Regions from separate parts of the Homo sapiens genome. Here region 1 is linked to region 2. The links are chromatin contacts, found by Hi-C or POLR2A ChIA-PET in ENCODE. All regions are on one chromosome and are shown on one strand. The core of a region is the stretch at or near the end of the contact, and the rest is flanking DNA. Distances in the headings are between cores, read along the strand shown. Region 1 overlaps XLOC_008559 (a long non-coding RNA gene). Region 2 has its middle 8.9 kb from the start of ANKRD1.

The links. A loop is a pair of places that touch in the nucleus more often than their neighbours do. ChIA-PET counts read pairs that join two places held with the same protein, here RNA polymerase II (POLR2A). Pooled maps may share reads with other maps.
Region 1: a loop to region 2 is called in a map of PC-9, with 9 times the contacts of the local background. The contact joins two enhancer-like sites. A Hi-C loop is called at or near these places in 27 of 168 maps with a recorded cell type or tissue (Caco-2, HepG2, MCF 10A and 14 more) and 19 of 50 pooled maps. POLR2A ChIA-PET finds 5 or more read pairs at or near these places in 11 of 52 experiments (AG04449, AG04450, BJ and 8 more).

What each region holds. Positions count from the first base shown.
Region 1 is chr10:90,967,682-90,974,118 of GRCh38, reverse strand. The region is part of intron 3 of XLOC_008559 (a long non-coding RNA gene); the gene reads right to left. The region is part of intron 1 of LOC107984252 (a long non-coding RNA gene); the gene reads right to left. Among named protein-coding and RNA genes, the nearest start is that of XLOC_008559, 24 kb to the right of the region's middle. Within about 2 kb of position 4,843, at least 6 of the 41 ENCODE cell types and tissues checked have a DNase peak (open chromatin) inside an H3K27ac peak, as active enhancers do; they include PC-3, PC-9, gastrocnemius medialis and 1 more, where a contact is called at or near this core.
Region 2 is chr10:90,927,094-90,932,864 of GRCh38, reverse strand. No RefSeq gene overlaps it. Among named protein-coding and RNA genes, the nearest start is that of ANKRD1, 8.9 kb to the right of the region's middle. RefSeq lists an enhancer at 1,948-2,601. Within about 2 kb of position 2,409, at least 19 of the 41 ENCODE cell types and tissues checked have a DNase peak (open chromatin) inside an H3K27ac peak, as active enhancers do; they include PC-3, PC-9, gastrocnemius medialis and 1 more, where a contact is called at or near this core.

The DNA of each region.
Region 1 (6,437 bases), core at 3,594-6,093, 39 kb before region 2:
GCATGTATGGTGATATGGAAAAATGGCCCATGAGTAGGGTCCATATCACTGCTTATCCAGGTAGATTTTCAGACTGGAGTTCTTGATCACTTAGTGTGTCGTCCAAAATATCTGCCCAGCACTTCAGTTTATGTTTTTTTTTTAAAATATGTCATAGACATGATTAAGCAATTCCACCTCTAGAATTTATTCTACAGGTAGATTATTTTTCTTTCTTCACACTGCATATGCAACCCATCAGCAATTCTCGTTGGCTTTTTCTCCAAATGCTTTCCTAAATTGAGTTCTTCTTATCAGCCTCAGTGTTGTCCCCTGTTCTAAGCTGCAGTCACTTCCCTCGTGGATGACAGCAGTAGTCTATAGCTATCTTGCAACTTGCTAGCTTATTTTTACTTCCCTATCATCCACTGCCCCTACCTCACAGCACCCAGAAAGATATTTCTAAAGCAAAACTCAGCTCTTGTCATTCTCCTGCTTAAAACCTCAGATGGCTTTGAATCATGCTGAAAATAATGTGCAGCTCCCTCAGGGCCTCATAAATATGGCCTTGCCCATTTCTGGACCTCACTTTCTTCCACTCTTCCCCTTGGTCATCATGCTCCAGCCCCACAGATCCTCTTTCTGCCACTCAAACATGCCAAGCTTATTTCCAACAGGACCTTTGCACATGCTGTTCCTCCCACTTACAACATGCCTGACCAGCTCTGCAAAACAACTATGCTCATCCTTCAGGCTCAGGTTAGGCAGCCCCTCTCACAGGGGCCTCTCTCATTGCCTTATCTCACATAGCACTCTCCCTCCAGGTTTTTACCATATGCTTCCTTTTATAGCATTTTTTTTTTAGTATCAAGAAGTATCACATTGTATATATTTTTATACATTTTTGTCTCTACGAGAATATTGGCCCTCAAACTGAGATACACAGGCCTCCTGAGGTACATGAGGCCTTTTAAGGATATAAGGGTATAAAGAATCAGTTTTAAGGGAATCTTTTTCCAGATACCTAATTTCCGTATGAAATTTACCTGCAATGGAGACATTACGCTGGTTCTCCATTTCCCATTCCCCTGTCACAGTCGTGCTTCTCTTATGAACATGCCACTCACTCAGCCTGAACTTACTGTGGGTATAAAAAAGTCTAGGGCTGGAAAAATGGGGCAATTAAAAATAAAATATTTCAAAAGTAAATGACTTTAATGACAGGATTTTAAAAAAATCTTTTCCCAAGCATTATGGTGTTTCCCAAGCATTATGGTGTTTAATGATTTGCTTCAGGAAAATTAAAAGAGGGCCAAATATTTTTTTCAAAGATCATTAAAAATTACTTTAACATGGATCACTATGTGATTTTCTGAATATAACTTAGAAGGCACTCAAATGATTAAGTGGCATTGAGAAAGCAAAATGTTTTCCATCTAATTTCCTTCTAATTATTTATGTAAACCAAGTTTCTTAATGCTTATATTTATAAAAACAAAACTGAGAAATAGAATTGATGTTGAATCCTCTTATTCTAGCAATAAGTGATATTTATCCATAAATATACAAACCAACTGTAAAAACAGTCCTGTTAAGTTTCAGTAAGAAAGGACTATTCAATAAAATTTTATTTCTTATGTTTAATAAGTACTCACTAAAATTTATAATACAGTTCTGTTGTTTTGATCAATCAGGTTTTAATATCTATTGTATGTTAACTGAATCCCGATGAAAATTTTAACACTAAGAACTTTACAGTCACAAGAATAAAAATAATGAATTTCAATTGACAGAAGTATATTTGTTCAAGATAACTATCAACAAAAGAACTTTCAAATTTAAAAATATATTAGGATGAAATTATACAGAAGAAATGGAATGGAAATACCAGTCAAGAGAGAAAAGGAACAAATTAAAATTTGCGATTATTAAAATGAACTTTTCATACTTTTTTTTAAATGAATAATGTTCATATAAATAAGAAGAATTGGTTGGACATACAAAATGCTAGAAACCCAGCTTCCAAAATTGCATCCAGAGGGTCAAGTGTTATTAGGGACTTTATAGACTTTTCCATCTCAGTAGGAACAGAAAACTTTTATTACATATACTTCCGTGTGATTATCACATGTCCAACTCCGGTGTGTTTTCCAACACTTTATGTAAGCAAGCAGGGGCTGCCTGAACTGTCCTTCAACTCCACAGGGCCTGCTTGTATGCTAGTCACTCAGTGGTGACAGTCATAAGATTAAAGCAAACAAACAAACAAATGAAAAATGTTCTATCTCAGCCAGATTGTAGGCAGGAAGGCTCTTTTAACTCAGAGAGGGATTTCTTCTAGGAAAACTAGATGGGAAGCCCACTCCCCTCATAAGAAAGAGAAAGACAAACAACCTTTGTTTTTTTTTTTTTTTTTTTGAGACGGAGTCTCACTGTCGCCCAGGCCGGAGTGCAGTGGCGCGATCTCTGCTCACTGCAAGCTCCCCCTCCCAGGTTCACGCCATTCTCCTGCCTCAGCCTCCTGAGTAGCTGGGACTACAGGCGCCCGCCACCACGCCCGGCTAATTTTTTTTTTTTTTTTTTTTTTTTTTTTTTTGGATTTTCAGTAGAGACGGGGTTTCACCATGTTAGCCAGGATGGTCTCAATCTCCTGACCTCGTGATCCGCCCTCCTCAGCCTCCCAAAGTGCTGGGATTACAAGCGTGAGCCACCGCGCCCGGCCAACAAACAACCTTTTCTTTGCTTGAGATGTGGTTTTCTGGAATCAGAGTAAGAGTAAAAAATGGCTTCAATAGACAAAGATTCCTGTCAACTAATTGCCATAGAATATAAGACTTAGATCAGCTGCTCAAAGCAAATGAATTTTTAAGTGGCTTTATGGCCCTAAAGCATTCGGTCACCTAGGGGTACAGCCTTGTATGAGTCTATTCTTGCATTGCTATAAAAAGATATCTGAGACTGGGTGATTTATAAAGAAAAGAGGTGTAATTGGCTTACAGTTCTGCAAGCTGTACAGGATGCAGAGCGGCTTGTCAGGAGGACTCAGGAAATTTTCAATCACGGTGGAAGGTGAAAGAGAAGCAGGCACATCTTAGATGGCCGCAGCAAGAGCAAGATAGAGAGCAGGGAGGTGCTACACGCCTTTTTTTTTTTTTTTTTTTTTTTTTTTTTTTTTTTTTTTGAGACGGAGTCTTTCTGTCACCCAGGCTGGAGTGCAATGGCGCCATCTCTGTTCACTGCAAGCTCCGCCTTCCGGGTTCACGCCATTCTCCTGCCTCAGCCTCCCGAGTAGCTGGGACTACAGGCGCCAGCCTCCACGCCTGGCTAATTTTTTGTATTTCTAGTAGAGACGGGGTTTCACCGTGGTCTGGATCTCCTGCCCTCGTGATCCGCCCGCCTCGGCCCCCAAAGTGCTGGGATTACAGGCGTGAGCCAACGCGCCTGGCCCGCTACAAGCTTTTAAACAACCAGATTTTATGAGCACTCACTCATTATCATGAGAGCAGCACAAAGCGGGAAATCTGCCTCCACGATCCAGTCGCCTCCCACCAGGCCCTTCCTCCAACATTGGAGATTACAATTCAACATGGGATTTGGGCAGGGACACAGATCCAAACCATATCAAGCCTGCACTCATTTATCCTGCAGGTGTCACCTTTGTTCTGACTAACCATTCTAGCAGTGACTACACAAGTGGCCTGCATCATTTCCCGACTTTAAAACTGCTCTCATTAAACTGTGCTTTGGTGTTTTGTCATCAGGATGTTATAAGAAACAATCCCATGAAATCCATTAATTCATTGTCACATTTATTGTAGGAATATGGTTGAGGGTGTGAATCACCATTTTACACAGCATCTTCCTTACAAGCAGCCCAAGGTAGAATTTTTTTTCAAGTATCATAATCGGGAATATAGTTTTATTTCTTCTGAGCATCTGGGTGAGTTTTAATCTTGTGGACACTCTGGCCAACATGACTAAGCAGCTTTTGCCCTGTACTGATGGCTGTGAAGTTTGAGTAGACGGATCAGCCTGTACCAGCAAGTATCCTGGAATTCATGGCAAACATTTTTGTGAATGTGTGCTCACTTGACTACTAGCTTCATTTTTTTCTTCACTATTTTTTTTTCACCCTACTTTTCTCATATACTGAATTAATCAGGACCTTCAGCCAGGTCAGAAACTCAACATAATTGAAAAAAAAAAAAGAGAGAGAATCTATGATATCTACTAAGAAATCCCAGGAATCAATCTAGCTTCAGCCATGGCTGGATCTGGGAACTAAAAAACAAACAAAATGAAAAAATCTCACATTTCAGCTATAAGCTGTCTCTCTCTCCATCTCAGAGCTCTTCTCTCTTCTGTGTTGACTCCATTCTCAGATTCCTGCCTCCCTGCCCGGGGGCTCTGGCAGCACCAGGCTATTGTCCTACAGTTAGAAGTGCCAGCGGAGGCCGGGTGTAGTGGCTCGCACCTGTAATCCCAGCACTTTGGGAGGCCAAGGAGGGCAGATTACGTGAGGTCAGGAGTTTGAGACCAGTCTGGGCAACATGATGAAACCCCATCTCTACTAAAAATACAAAAATTAACCACGTGTGGTGATGGTGCATTTCTGTAGTCCCAGCTACTCAGGAGGCTGACACATGAGAATTGCTTGAATCCAGGAGGCGGAGGCTACAGTGAGCTGAGATCGAGCCACTGTACTCCAGCTTGGGGGACAGAGGGAGGATCTGTCTCAAAAAAAAAAAAAAAAGTTCCAGTGGAAGAAGAGCTTCTCTTTCCCCATCATTTTGACAAAGTCCCCAGGATTGAGTTTCTGTGAGTCACTTGGCCAAGCCACTGCGACCAGATGGATGGAATTTACCGATAGGGCAGGTGTGGATTACATGCCTTCACTCAGAGCTTGTGATGAAATGGTACCAGTTCCACCTGAGAGGTAGATCATTTCCCCAGAGAAAATAATAAGGGTAAAATGGATATGAGGCAGGCAAAACCACAACCCACCGTGTCCATTTACATTCAATTTTAACTTTTAAACTGAAGCATATACACTTTTATAAGCCCCTTATAAACTTTTTAGAACAAAGTGAACCATTGAAAAATAAATGGGAAATCAAATCGTAATTTGTCAGTTGCTTACGGAGAATAAAATCAGAACAAAGGAATTTGTGTGTATGGTTCAAGTATTTTATGGCTTTGGGCTCTTAAGGGCTGAATCATCTGTCAGTGCAACTAGGAACAGATAAATCACATCTGTGGGTCAGCCCTGGAGACAAATTGCAGGTGCTTGCTTCCTGCACTTTCCTTTTATACAGCTACTGTTGTCCAGCTATTCTGACCCCTCTTGGTTATGATAATACTATTCACTCTGTGCTGTTTCAGACAAGCCAATGTTGCTAGAATTCCTGGGCCTTGCTGCTTCAGACCTGAAAGGCAATCTGTCTTTTATTTGTCTTTGTATATATTTTGTCACATCAATCACGGACTGAATTTATATTTAACTCCGAGAGCTTGAGGGGTAGGGAGGATGCTGTTGAACCAATTAAACACTTACAATGGAGACGAAAGATTACTCTTTTCTTTTTACAAATGTTGTATGCCAGAGGCAAGTTGGAAGGTTGAATGCCCTTAGTTGCTAGTGGTGATAGGGCAGGCTTTGCCACCAATTGGCTAGCAGTCTAAGATAGGGAGTGGTAGAAATGAATAAAACAATTACACTGGATTTGTGCTGTACTCTCAGAATATAGGAAAGTGTCACTCGAGCAGTTTCTCTAGAAATCATGAAGAAGGCAGTGTAATTAACATTCAGATTCAACTATCTGCTAATATCTTCACAGTGTCTCAGGGGACAAACATTTCTTGGACTCCTATAGAAGGATACTGCTAGAATTAACATTAGCACTTGTATTTCATTGTTACGAGGTTGGCTGGATCTTTACTCTTCTCTGCCTCCTTTCCTCCACCTGGGAAGGGGAGAAATTAGGGATAACAGGATTCCTCATTGTCAGTTAACACCAGAGAGCTTCACGATAACCCTGAGCATGGAAGGGACAAACAGTCCCTGAGCTCCATAAGTCCAGAGTTATTATTTCACAAGAATGAGGACCAAAGTTCTGTTCAGATGGGAATAGGATCTGCTCACATAGGCTACTGGGGTATTACCAGAAGAAAACAAGTCCTCTTACTGGTGAATAGTGTCAGATTTTAAAATATTAAGGAGGAAGCTAACGGTAACCTGAAATGGAAGTCTGTCTTTTCTGTCCCTCTACCTTCACTCCGTTCTCATTCAGCCGCATCCTCTCCCCTCATCCATGGAAACCAGAACTCATGCTCCCAACCTCACCTTCTACTCTGCAAGATCAGCATGGATTGGCCAGAAGAAAGAGAGAGCTGGGGAGAGGGAGGCATCCACCATGAGGCCCCAGGTCCCCGCAGGCTGTAAGGACTGCAAGGTGATT
Region 2 (5,771 bases), core at 1,160-3,659:
CAAAAAATTTACTATCTTAACCATTTTAAGAGTATATTTCAATTGTATTAAATGCATTCATAGTGTGCATCCACCACCATTATCCATGTCCATAACTCTTTTCACTTTGTAAAACTGAAATTCTAAACTCTTATAACTTTCTATTTCCCCCTCCCTCCGGCTCCTGGCAATCATCACTCTACTTTCTGTCTCTATGATTTCGAATGCTCTAAGTACCTCATGTAAGTGGAATCATACAGTATTTGTCTTTTTGGTTTATTTCACTTAGCATAATGCCCTCAAGGTTCATCCATGTAGTAGCATATGTCAGCATTTCCTTCCTTTTTAAGGCTGAATAATATTCTATTGTGTGTAAATACCACATTTTGCTTGTTCATTCATCTGTCAATGAACACTTGGGTTTCTTCCATACTTTGGCTATTGTGAATAATGGTGCTATGAATATGGGTGTGCAAATATCTGTTCAAGACTCTGCTTTCAATTCTTTTGGGTATACACCCAGAAGCGGAATTGTTGGATTTTAAGAATATCTGTCTCTTTCTTTCTTTCTCTCTTTCTCTTTTTCTTTCTTTTTAAAGATGGAGTCTCGCACTGTTGCCCAGGAGGGAATGCAGTGGTGCGATCTCGACTCACTGCAAGCTCCACCTCCCGGATTCACGCCATTCTTCTGCCTCAGCCTCTCGAGTAGCTGGGGCTACAGGCACCTGCCACCACGCCCGGCTATTTTTTTGTATTTTTAGTAGAGTTGGGGTTTCACCGTGTTAGCCAGGATGGTCTCGATCTCTTGATCTTGTGATTCACCTGCCTCAGCCTCCCAAAGTGCTGGCATTACAGGCGTGAGCCGCCGCACCCGGCCATTATCTGTCTTTCAAAAGAGGCATTTAACTCATTCATATTTATTGATTTGGGTATATTCTGGCCACTTTCATATTTTATACTTATTTATTTACTGACATGTTCAGCAAATATTTTCTCCACATTTTTGTTGTTTCTCTGATGCAGGGTCTTTGAAAATTACAGATGAGTTGTGGTTGTAACCATGGTGATGAGGAATAACAGAAATACAGTTTTTGATGCCATGTCTTGAAAAAAGCATATTTGTCTTGAAGTTAACAGTGTCAGAAGTTGGTAAAGCCTCTTAGTAGTGATTGCCAAAGGGGTCACGCTTAGTTGTAAAGGCATTTAACTGCAACAAAGGTGCTGTGGACTTGGAGTCATTCTGGACTTTGAATTGGCAACCCTCACCCCCCAAGATACACACACATACATGCACACACACACACTTGCTATGAGACCTTGACTATTTAACCTCCACACTCACTGGTTTCCTCATTTGTATAAATGCCAGAGTGACTGAGGGGATTAACTGGAGCAACATGGGAAAGCACTCTCCACAATTCTAGGCTTATTGCAGTGTCTTAACAATGTCTGCATAAAAATAACACATCTCTCTTGGTTTGTGGTTTGTTTCCTTTTCAGAACTGGGGTCTGGTTGGTATGCAGGAAAAGAAGGCATGTGAGCTATGTTATCTGCTTGTCATCACAAGAGTAACAAAGTGGCAGGCCATGGATTGAAACACATCCGGAGCATTGGGGTGGGCCTTGGAATTCCACAGTGAAGACTCCTAGATAAGGAAATGCCAAGGGTGGGGGCTGCTGAAAGCACTGGCTTCCGCTGGGCAGCCACAAGGTTCTTTTGGGAAGGCGGATGAGGAGGGAATGTGGCTTCCAGAGCCACCAAATAAGGAAGGACATCATCTTTCTCCACTTCATCCAAGTGTGAATGTCAGCAACCAGAGTCACTTACTCCACGCCTTCTCACTACCCACTAAATGTGATATTGGAAGGACCTAGGACAAGCGCTGAGCAAAGTGGCACAGTCAGGAAATTCTTATGGACAAATCAAACATTCCTTTAATTTTTCAATATGATTTCTAACCTCTATTTTTTTTCCTTTTCCTTCTTTTACCATACAGAACTTATCTGGAAAAGAGGACAGCTGTCTTTTGAAGGCAGGAGTTGCTTTAAACATCCCCAAGCTCTTGTAATCACAGCCCCGCCGCCCCTGCCCAGTGAGATTTGTCCAGGGTGGTGGGTCTGATCTGTAACTAACCCAAACTGATTCCCTGGGGAGCCATTCAGTTGTGCCTCCAGAAGTCATTTCCTTGCCAAACATTCCTTTTCAGGGAGAGGACCTTTTCATCCCCTGGTAAACAATCCCCAGCCTGCACAGAGCAGAGAAGGGTGCCTGTCCCTCTCCTCATTCTCCACTTAGTCCTGAGCTGATTCCAACCCCAGAGGCGTCAGTCTGCTCTATAAATTCCTTTGTGAAACCTGAGAGCCTTGGCTCTGAAGGAGAGCAAAGATCTTGGAGGGGTTACAGTTCCCCTCCTCCCTAAAAGATCTGCTTGTGTTGGCAGCAAAAGAGTATGTTTTTGCAAACAGGCTCTTCCCTTTCTTATGAGAATTCAGTTTAGAAGCACTGCCAGGCTCCTTCTCAGTGGGAATAAGATCACCTCCCTTGCAGGTCTGCACTGGAAAGAGATGACATGCCTGAGGGGATTATTCTAGCTAAAAGACTCTGAGCCTCTTTCTCAACCAGTCACTATTAGAAGGGGCATGGTTGCCAGGAGGCAAGGAGAGCTAACAAGTCCTCAGCCCTGAGGTGCGTAGGCCAGCTCTTTAGTTTCAATCACTGTGGTTTTTAAAATCGGGGGATGGAAGGGAGGAAGGTAGGAGGGAAGGAAGGAAGAGAAGAAAGAAGGGTGAGAGGAAGCAAAGAGGGAGGAAAGAAGAAAAGAGACATTGAAAGAAAGTGAGAAAAGAAAGATAAAAAGAAAAAGAGGAGAAAATAAAGAAACCTTCGGTTCATTGGCCTTCAGCTGGACCATGACCTCGCACACCCACCCTGGTACCCTCCTCCTCCTCCATCAGCCTCCCAGAGCATTTGTGCTTCATTCATATTTTAGCCATTTCTTAATATACATGTTTCCTTAACCCTGGAATTTGGAAATGAGATAATAAATCATCAACTAGTAGAATCTTAGAAAACTCGTCTTTTCAAAAACAGTATATTATTTTGGTGCCATTAAAGAAAATCAAATGAAGAAAGCAGTCAGCTCTTGCCTAATTGTAAGACCTTCAATCTCACCATTTGCATCATAATATTAAGTGGGTTCTAATGGATCTCATAATCCCTGAGGTTTCACATATATTCAAGCTTTCCCTTGTATACATAGGATGGCTGAACCAGTGCGAGCTGACGGATGCCTACATTTTTATACTCTCATCAGAAACATCTCCATGCCATTTCCAGATCGATCGTGGTGGGTGGGGACATGGGTAAGACATTCTGGCTGGGTGAGTCTTCTCTACCTAATCTTCTGCCCAGCTGCCTGCACCAAAAGCAGGTGCAGCTGAGAGGGCACTGTCCACAGGAGCCTTATTCTGTAGCATTCCTGTGGCTCTAGGGAAGCCTCTGAAAAACACTGATGTCAGGGTGGTGTGCCAGCAGACTTGCCCACTTCTTGGCTTCTGTCCCTTCCCTCCCTCTGACCCCATGCTGGGGCCACCTCCTTTTTTGCTTTCCGTTTAAACACGTTTTTACTGAGTGCCTACTATGTGCTGGGGACTGCTCTCAGCACTTGGTCTACATCAGTGGGAGAAACAAACATCTCTTGCTTCGTGAAACTTACGTGCTAGGGTGTCTGTTTTACTAAAATGTTTTATTCATGTTTAAATTTTGAGATATACAGAAAGTTGAATGAATAGTAGAATGAGCACTGTCACCTAGATTCGCTAATTGTTAATATTTTACAGTTGTACTCTCTCTCATCTTTCTCTCTTTCTACACACATGCATACCTCTTTTGCTGAACCATTTGAAAGCATCATAGGTCATTCCTACATACTTCAGAATACATCTCCTAACAATAAGGACATTCTCCTCCATTACCACAAAACCATCATCATGCATAAGAAAATCATCACTCAGTTAATAATATTGTCTAAAATACCTTCCATACTTCTCCAGTTGTCCTCAAAATGTATTTTACAGCTTTTGTGTCTTGAATTACAGGATCCCACCAAGGTTCATGCTCTTTCTTCTCTTTTAATCAAAGAGAGAACAATTCCTCACTTCTTTTTTGTTTTGTTTTTCTAGTCATTTACCTTTTTGAAGAGCCCAAGATAGTTGCCCTGTTGAATGTCCTACATTCTGAATTTGTCTGAAATTGGATTCAGGGTAAAATTTTTGGTAAGAACATAAGTGATGGTGTGTACGGTATTTCTTGTTGCAGCACTTCAGGAAATGGATAATGTCAAGTTGTCCCACAGGAACAGACTAAACAAACGTATTGAATGAGTAAGATAATACATATGTATAGAACCTCTTCAGGTGTCATTTGCTCCAGTGTGTACAGTTACAGAACTGGACTAGACGATGTGAAAGCCCTTCTAATGGTCCAAAAGCCTATGTTCTGAAGAGCTTAACAATACCCAGTTATGAAAATGGTTTTGATCCAGTGGATGAAGGTAGTTCAAGTAATGGCAGTTCAAGTAATGGCAGTTCAATGGCAGTAATTTCACCTTTTAGCTTTTTTCCCTTTGACTAGCAAAAGTCATCGGAAAAAATGCTCAATACGTGTTTTTGGTGATGATCATTCCTGAAGCTAGAATGAGACAAACAGACTAAGCTGCCCAGCTGTAAGTAAGCCACAAGAAACTGTATTGCAGTAAGATTTTTAAATATGAGGATAACGACAAAGGGAGGTTTTAGTTTTTAAAGTAATAGGGTTCTACCTGCCTAACTCTGGCCCTTCCTGGTCAGGGAGTGGACTCAATGACCACTCAGTGTGTTACTGGCCCTAAATTTCTCTGATTCCCAAGGAATCCATAGTGAAGATATTCTGTGGCATTTGCCCTTTATTAGGAAACTCCAAACTACACCAAGAAAATATTTTTTTCGGTACTTCTTCTTGAAGTCAGAAATTGCATTTTAAAAATAATTTTCCTCTGCTTTAATAAATGGCTAAAAAGGTTAATGGATTTTCTATCTATGTTTGCAGTCACAGAAGCACTTATCTCTCATTCCAAGTAGATGTTCTATGTAATTGGGTGTGAAGTAATTCCAAAGTTGCATCAAAATCTTTTCAGAGCGTTACTATGACAATCAAACTTCCTTTTAAAAAATCATCTCAACGCAAACTCTCCATCATCCCACCGTCCATTGAGTGAAATTTAATCTCATGAAGTAAATTTGGCTTTTGAGAAAGTTGAGGGGTGGGAGGGGAACCATTATGCATTCACATTTTAACTGATTCTCCCACTCACACCCATTCTTCTTGAGGTTGTAATAGACAGGCCAGTTGTCCTTATCACAATCCCAGAATGTTGATTGTTAGAGGCTCTGCCTTCCTAATGTTCTGGGAACCAGTGTAGGGGGCCTAAACAAGAACCCATTATTTGGGGAAATAAGAATGTAATAGAAAGTCACTGAGATCCCTTCCTGGACACTTATCACTACCTTTTCTATGGGGACAGATGTCAGCCTAGGCAAGAGCTTGGGCAGGGATTCTCAGAAGGGGAAGAAAGAGGATGAGGCCTTATAAAAATCTCTGCGGTCTTAGAAGGTTTGAAGAGGCATAATCAAAATTACCACTACTTTTATTTCATCTTGACCCCAAGTTGATCTTCTTGAAATTTCTATCCATGTAACAGAGAGTGTGAAATTTTTATGTTTATCAAGTGGGAGAATGTCTTAAAGATAGTGGA